Linked DNA regions of Homo sapiens: region 1 is linked to region 2. Evidence: chromatin contacts called from ENCODE Hi-C or POLR2A ChIA-PET data. All regions are on one chromosome and are shown on one strand. Each heading gives the region's core, a stretch centred on a gene start or an enhancer-like site at or near the end of the contact. The rest is flanking DNA. Distances are from core to core; before and after follow the strand shown.

The links. A loop is a pair of places that touch in the nucleus more often than their neighbours do. ChIA-PET counts read pairs that join two places held with the same protein, here RNA polymerase II (POLR2A). Pooled maps may share reads with other maps.
Region 1: a loop to region 2 is called in a map of A673, with 6 times the contacts of the local background. The contact joins two enhancer-like sites. A Hi-C loop is called at or near these places in 1 of 168 maps with a recorded cell type or tissue (A673) and 2 of 50 pooled maps. POLR2A ChIA-PET finds 5 or more read pairs at or near these places in 1 of 52 experiments (Panc1).

What each region holds. Positions count from the first base shown.
Region 1 is chr3:190,382,485-190,386,472 of GRCh38, reverse strand. It overlaps a transcript of CLDN16 not described here. Among named protein-coding and RNA genes, the nearest start is that of CLDN16, 3.7 kb to the left of the region's middle. RefSeq lists an enhancer at 1-53 and a silencer at 1,879-2,173. Within about 2 kb of position 2,097, at least 4 of the 41 ENCODE cell types and tissues checked have a DNase peak (open chromatin) inside an H3K27ac peak, as active enhancers do; they include A673, where a contact is called at or near this core.
Region 2 is chr3:189,272,246-189,276,186 of GRCh38, reverse strand. All of the region lies in intron 4 of TPRG1 (tumor protein p63 regulated 1), which reads right to left. Among named protein-coding and RNA genes, the nearest start is that of TPRG1-AS2, 34 kb to the right of the region's middle. RefSeq lists an enhancer at 3,063-3,252. Within about 2 kb of position 2,291, at least 4 of the 41 ENCODE cell types and tissues checked have a DNase peak (open chromatin) inside an H3K27ac peak, as active enhancers do; they include A673, where a contact is called at or near this core.

The DNA of each region.
Region 1 (3,988 bases), core at 848-3,347, 1.1 Mb before region 2:
TCTGACCTACTGTTGCGTATAGTGTGTGTAGGATCCAGTACTGTCCTTCGTTTCTGACATCCACTGAGGGTCTTTGAACATATTCCTCAAGGAGAAGGGGTGATTACTGTACACATTAGCGATCGTTATAACTATCTGCGAGGTACATTACAGATGCTTTTATTTTACTTATTTTGTTTAACAGTTGGAAAAAAAATACCTGTTTTTTAAGTGCTCATTCAAAGAATGTCATTGCCCACGGAATACAAACATGCTGCTTTGGTGAGTCACAGAGAATCTTTCCCTGTGCCCTAAAATCTGAAATGCTATTAAGATTTACTCTGCTGATCTGGGAGAGCAAACCAATTCCAAAAGCACATGCCCTTTGCAGGAAAAGTCCTGGACTTGTTGCTGACATTTCACACAGGGACTTTTCACAGTGTACTTTACCTGCTAACAGTGCACTCCAAGGCAGTAGTTCTTCAACCTGAGTGTACACTGGACTCTGTAAGGCCACTTGTTATAAATGCAAACCCAGGAATTCCACTCCCAGACATTTGGATTCAGGAAATTGGGAGTGGAAGCCAGGAATTCATATTTTACATGTGTTTTGTATAAAATTCTGATTTTGAAACAGATGGCCATACTTTGAGAGATGAGTTTAGAACAACAAAAGAAAAACAATTTTTTAAGAGTTATATACTACAAATCACAGACAAAGTTTTAGAAAAGAGGGTATCAGAATTCCATCTTTGCTACAAACTCTTCCCTAACTAGCACCAATAGGTCCCAAATCCAAATATCAGAACTTAATGGAAAGAAATAAAGACCAAAAAATGCTAAGCATATGCATTCTCATATGCAAACACACACATGTGCATACATATCTCTGGAAATCATAGATTCTTTCACAAAAAAAAAAATCTAGACTATAGCATTCATTCGCTCCTAATGGTCACTGAACATTGTATGTGATAGGGAGTGGGGAATTATTCAGGTGGCTATAGAATTGTTCCTGAATTTAAGTTTACTACTCTTAGAGAATAACATAAAACATTCAGGCTTGCATGTGAATTTCTGTGAGTGAGGCCATAATGTAATAGGAGATACAAAAAGGAGAGTCATGCAAACTGATAGAGCAGTAAACACTTCATGGATGGGATGTGAGTGCACTTCTAAGAAATGTGTAGGGTGTTGTGAGGATGGAGGGCACAGATGCAGAATAAACTGCTCACCAATCTATATAGACACATCTCTTTTGCATTCTGACCCTCCCTAGGCTTCAACATTTTGGTTTATCAACTCTTTTATAGTTTAATTCCATTCCATCCAGCACACATTTATGAACAGTGTACTCTGACTCTAGTACTTTCTCTTGGGACACAGAGAAAATAAACGGTTGGAAGAACTCATCCTAGTCCTTGAGAGGTTTACTCTTCAGTGAGTGGACCAGAAGCAGGAAGTAAAGAACTCCATTCAGGTAATTCTGACAACAGTCTTAAGCTATAATACCACTCCCAATAAGAGTATATAGGCATATTAGTTAGAAATATGATGTGTTTTCCAATTTATTATAAACATGAAGAAAAGTTATTACTGTGTGTTGCTCAATAAGGTTTACAAAATATTTTCAGATATATTATCTCATCTAAGCTCTGTGAAGACAGACATCTTTCGTTCACCAGTGCATCCCACATGCTTAAAATTCTACCTGGCATATGGTAGGCTCTCAGCAAATGTGTAATAATTTAATTCTCAGAGCCCCCACATTTTACAGAAGAGGGAGTAATATTGGACTTTCCCCTTCTGAAACATTCAGGGTCCTCCAGGATGGATACTAGGCTGGCAAAAGTGTCCTAATCATCTTTGCAGCTCCAGGGCTATTGATTTTGCAAGATCTCTAAGACCAACAGTTTGGTCAATTCATTATGCACCATGTTCCTACTCACCCAGTGCTTGCACTACTCCTGGATGAGGCTTTAGAGCCACCTGGCGATCAGTTGAGTGACACCCTTAATCTAGCACCGTGGCTGTTGGTCTATTAAAGGAAGTAATTGTAGAACTGGAAGTATTGCAGTTGTCCTTTTGGTCTGCAGGTGGAAGCAGCCTTGCATTTTCAGTTAAACAGAACAGCAAGCTCTTGTGTCAAGAACAGCATATTTTTGTGTTAGTTCTGTTGTTTCCATTAATGTCACAAAATGTTCCCTCTATATTTATTAGGATAATAAGAGTTATTAGAAGGAGTAAACTGACTTATACCATATCCTATAAATAGTCTTCTAACTCCCTTTGAAATTTCCAGTGCATATTGGAAAAATCTAAACAATAAAATCAGTTGCTGTTCTGAAAGGCCATGCTAGCTATAACTAATATAAAAAAAGCGGTGGTTAAAAGCTTGGACCTCATAGTCAGGCTGACTCGAGTTTAGGCTAAGCCCATTTATATATGACAGATCTTGAGCAAGCTAGTTAACATTTCTGAGGCTGCCTTCTTGTCAATAAAATGAGAATTATGAATTTTGTCCCATAAAATGGCTGTGAAAAATGAATAACGTTTGTAAAGGTCTTAATGAAGTGCATAGAACTCAATAAATAAGCAATAAATTGTAGTTAGTATGATTTTTATAAGTTTGCTGTTTTATATATGTGCCATGCATATACATATGTATGTATGTTTGTGTGTACACACATGTATGTGTGTGTATGTATATCTATATCTATATATAAAACAACTTACTAAGTTGAAAACAAAGGAAAGAAAAAGTGTAGTCATAAAACAATTTCATTTTTGTCTCCTATGGTGCTTTCAAATCCATTTGGTTTGGGCCTATTCTTCCCCTGACCCTTGAATAAAATATAGGGCAAGTTCTATGACATTTATGTCATTTTCAGGTAATGTTTCAGGTAATATAATGTATTTTAGTCATTTCAAAGCACAAAGATACCGCTTCCTTCCAGTGATATGAGTATCTGTACCCCTGTACATAGGCCAAATCTCTTTATAGCCACTCCTCCATCATGCAGTCATCTTCCATCATGTAGGCAATGTGTCTGCTAGAACTTTTGTTCCTTAGATTTCTTAGCTGGAGAAGTGCACAGGTTTACCGTGTTTCTCTAGATCCAGGGAGCAAACACCAAGTGTTCAGAGCAGATGAACTGAAGCCTTGTTCTTTAGGCTTAAAGTGAGATTCAAGAACTCCCAGTGTCTGCCCCCTCCGTGGTGACATAAAAGTGGTACTCAGTACATATCAATAGCTCCCTCCAAAAATTATCTCCTAAACTCTAACTCCTTTCTTGGGGTTAAGTTTATTTGTTTGTTTGTTTGTTTTGAAAGGGAGAGAGATAGCTGGTCCACTAGGGGCTGCAAAACTGGTTCTCAGACACCATTTTTGCAACTCCGGCATAGGTCTCTTGTTTCATTTTGGAACTTGGTCTTTATTGTCTAGTGGATTCAGTAAAAACTGAGTCAGAAATGATTCTAATTTAAAATCCTATTACACTAGCTTATGTGATGTTGCACTGGAAGTCTAGTGTTCATTACGGGCAGCCCACACCTGGATTTGTTGTGTTTACTCTTGGGTACCACTATTTAAGATAAAGCCCAACTAGAGAAGGTTCCAGTTAGTGAGATTAATGAGGAGATCGGCAACTATCTGGCAACTATCTCACATGAAGCATGACTGAAGGAAATTGGGACAAAAAGAGTATTTTAATTGTTTTCAAAAAGGGAACAGAGCAAACGTGACAGTGGGTTTTAAATAATGGGTGGATGGCCCAAAGGAATTATGATCTTTCTGGCAGGCTTCAGAGAATATAACTAGAAAATATTGTAAAAGCACAGAGAAGCAGAATTATGCTCAATTAAGAAGGGACTTTCCAACAGTTAGAACTGACTGAAAGGGAAATGGTCTGGTTTGGTGGGGGTTCAAATAGTGGTAGGATCACCATTGGTACAAATGTTACCTACAAAATTCATGAATCAGTTCATGATGGGAATAATTGACATCTCC
Region 2 (3,941 bases), core at 1,042-3,541:
CCAATTCTATCGTGGCAGCCTCTTCACTGGCCTCCCTTCACACCCTCCTTACCTTGCCTTCCCCTCTCAGTGTTCCTTGTGTTATCATCACATATACTGTTTCAAGAGTCTTATTGGAGTAGCACTTCTCATTTTTTTTGCATCTAGAAAGCCCTTAACCAACCAATGCTTAAGGTTCACTTCCTTTAAGAAGCTTTCTATGATTCCCCTAGGTGTCTGAACAAGATATCCCTACAATACTTATGAAAATTATTGTATTTGCCTCTCTTCCCCACTGAAGACTTTGAGGTATGAGATTGTCTATTTTCTTTGAATCCTCAACAGTTTACATAGTGATGGACCTATAGAGGGCATGGCAAAATCTGTGTGTGTTTGTGTGTGTGAAATAACAATTGGATGCCCTTCCTCATTTAAAATGGATGCATTTCCCTATTTAAAATACAACAGTAGCTTTATTGCCACCAAGAAAATACAAACATTTTACACTGGCATTCAAAGCCTCTCCTATTTGCCCCAATCTCTAACTTTATCACATCCACAATACCTTCATTATATTCAAGCAAAACCACATCTGCTGATTGTTCTCTGAATTTCTTTCCTGACCATATGGCTTTATTCTTGCTATACCTTCTCCCTGGAATAGCCTTTCCCTCTAACCCTTTCTTCACATCCCAACTTCCCACCTGTTACTATCTTCCAAAGGTCTCGTCTTATACTATTTCCTTTGTGTTGCCCAGATGCAGTCACAACTGTATGAATTCTCTTTATTGTCAATTCGTCTCCACTGGCATATCCTTATTGCACCTTATAATATAGCTGTATATATACTTGACTTATCCTTGCTACTAGAGCATGTAGTAGTTATAGCAGGAACTGTGTTGCTTGGCTCTATATGACTAAAACATCTAAAACAGGGATGTACACATATTCATGCTCATTGCATGGTTATTCTATTAAGATTGTTTGGATCTGTATTGAAATAACACTGTATGTATGCTGTTTGTTGTTTAAGTCAAGTTGTCAAGTAGAAGATTGATTTGAAGTTCAGCTAAAAAGAAAAAGGCCTCAGACTTCACTGCAGGTGATTCTGTTCCCTTCTACTTAGAGCAATCAGAAGACATAAATACATGCAGTGCCTTAACCTCAATAAATATTTGATGAATGCATGGTTTTGTGGATTACAATTGTTAGTCAATAATGACTTCATACACACACACACACACACACACACACACACACACACACACACACTCATTACATTATCAAGAAATGCCCTTGGGAAAACTTAGTGATTCTTGTTTATTATTTATTTTTATAAGAAAAAAAAAGCACAGGTCAAAATTCAATTTAAGGTGGGAATTAACTGTTCATATGCTTTTAAATGTTATCAAAATTAATTGATTATCTTCAAATGTTTTTAAATTGGTAAGAAATACCTATTTCCAAGTTGAGGGACAAGCCTCACCTTTTTCAGTCTAGGGAAAAGAGAGAAGGTAGCAAATCCTGGAGATTATTTTGCAAAAATTTGAATCAGTGGTCAAAGTTTACTGAAAGTACATTAGAAATTCTGTGCTCTGATACCAGAGTCACAGAGAAGTCTCAGTGCTACTATCTGGGCCCTACCCTCGATTACTACTCACCCTACTACACACAAGAGTCATTCAAATCCCAAAAATCAGGGAAGTCACCGTCCCTTTTAGTCTAAGTTCTTATTTAAGTTCTGTACAATATAAAAACTCCCAAGAAAGAGTGGCTTTGACTGTAAAATTTTATCCAAACAGGCTGAACAAACGGCAATTACATTTTTCCCAATCCAGGAAAAATAATATTTTATGTAACTGGACCTAGAGACTAGATTGCATATTCCATCGTTAAGAGATTTCCCTCCAATGATAGTGAGATAACCCACTCAGCCAAAATTTTCATTTCATTTTAGCTCTAAGAAAATTATCAGAGCTTAGCTGAAGTAGGTGGGAGTAATGCCTATCCCATTTCTCACAGGCTCATCAGACTCTGAGGTCAGGGTCATTAGCCTTTTTCTAAAAATCACTCCATGGATCAGTGAAAAAAAAAAAAATCTGGGTTCCGAGAAGTTAAAAGATAAAGAATTTGAGGTATTAAGACAGTTGGGGTACAAAATAGCCTGTCATGAGGCCATTCAACATAATTTTTTCACTGGCTTCCAGACAAATACAACATTATTTCCACATAGGAGTGGGCAGACACTCCCTTAGTCATCTTTGTTGTCCTGGTCAATGGCAACATACCTGGGGGCAACTTCCAATGTGCCTGTGTACATTCACAATTTCTGTGGGTTTCTGTAAGCATGCTTTTCATTTAATGATTGTTGAGAACATTTCAGGCACAAGCTAAGGGACAGACCAATATAGGCCTATGGCTTGGAAGAGGGGTAGAGTGAGACATGAGAAAGCCCAGACACAGGGAGAATAAAGCACTGATTTTCAACTCCAGGCCAACCAGGGATGAGGAGAAATAAAGGAGGAAATACTGGGCCAGAGCTATCAAATGAGTGCATTCACTGCTTTTTTGGAAATTCCAAAGACTAAATAACATGACAGGATGCTATTTGCATTCTCTACTATGGCTAATAAATTAAACTTGTCCAATGTTACGTAGGGACAATATCAGCAAAACTGGGATTAGAACTCAAGTTTCCTGAGTCTACAACTTCCTGTCACACTGCCTGTCGCATACTCTAAGCACAGTTAGCCTAGTGAGGATGGGAATGAAGGACATAAAAACTTTTGATTTTCAAACTCTCTGCAGTATTTTCCCTGCCTCCTCATCTGAGTGAGGTGCATTTCTCTGCATGGCCACAGTTTTCCATGTTTAACTCCAGCAGCACTTGCCACATCATACTGGAATTGAGATTTTACTTTTCTACCTCTCCAGCCATACAGTAAGCCCTTAAAAAGAAAAATGTTAGCTCTGGAGTGTTTGACAAGTAATAGGAAGTAAATAGTAGTTGAATTAATAAATAGATTCTTGATTCTGTATAGCTACAGAATAAAATACTAGGACCAACAAGTGACAGCTTCAAGAGGAGCTGATTAGAGGAGCTGATTTTCCCTCAACACATTCTAACTAGATTCTACCAGAGTCAGAGAGGCCGAGCAGGAAGCAGTGGATTCTCTTTCACCAGAAGCCTTCAGAGGCTGGATAACCACTTGTCAGGATCACTGGAGAGAAAATGCCTGCTTTGGATGGTCTACTCTTTAGTAATCTATGGCTATTCCATTACAGACCCCAGACCCCATCAGAAATAGAAGAGTCTCTAGCACCACCTTTCTGTAGCTTGGAGTACTTTATAAATGTCTATCCTTGTCTGAGCTGCCTAGTGGACCTACTGATCCTATTTAGTATTGAGCCTTTGTAGAAAAGAAAGAGAGGGAAGGAAGGAAGGAAGGAAGGAACGAAGGAAGGAAGGAAGGAAGGAAGGAAGGAAGGAAGGAGAAAGAAAGAAAGAAAGAGAAAGAAAGAAAGGAAAGAAAGGAAGGAAGAAAGAAACGAAGGAAGGAAAGAGAGAGAGAGAAAGATAAAGAAAGAAAGAAGAGAAGAGAAGAGACTTGGCAGAAGAAGTCTGTGGTTGGGAAGTCAGCTTAATCTTCTACTACTGAGCTGATTTGAAGAACGAGACTTGCCCAGATTTCCTGAGAAGCACTTTACAGACACAATAAGCAACAGTCTCGATGTATATTAGTAGGAAAAAAAAATACACACAAATTAAATCTGAAAGCTCATCAGAAACTTATAGCTCACCTGAACTATCATACTGAGGCCTCAAAAGGAAACTCATCTAGAATCACACAGCCAGTCCTGGCAGAGTTGGCACAAAATTCTGCTGATTACAAGGCCAGAATTCTTTTCATTACCCAATGCTGTGAAGCCCACTATAATATAACACTTAATTATACAGGTTC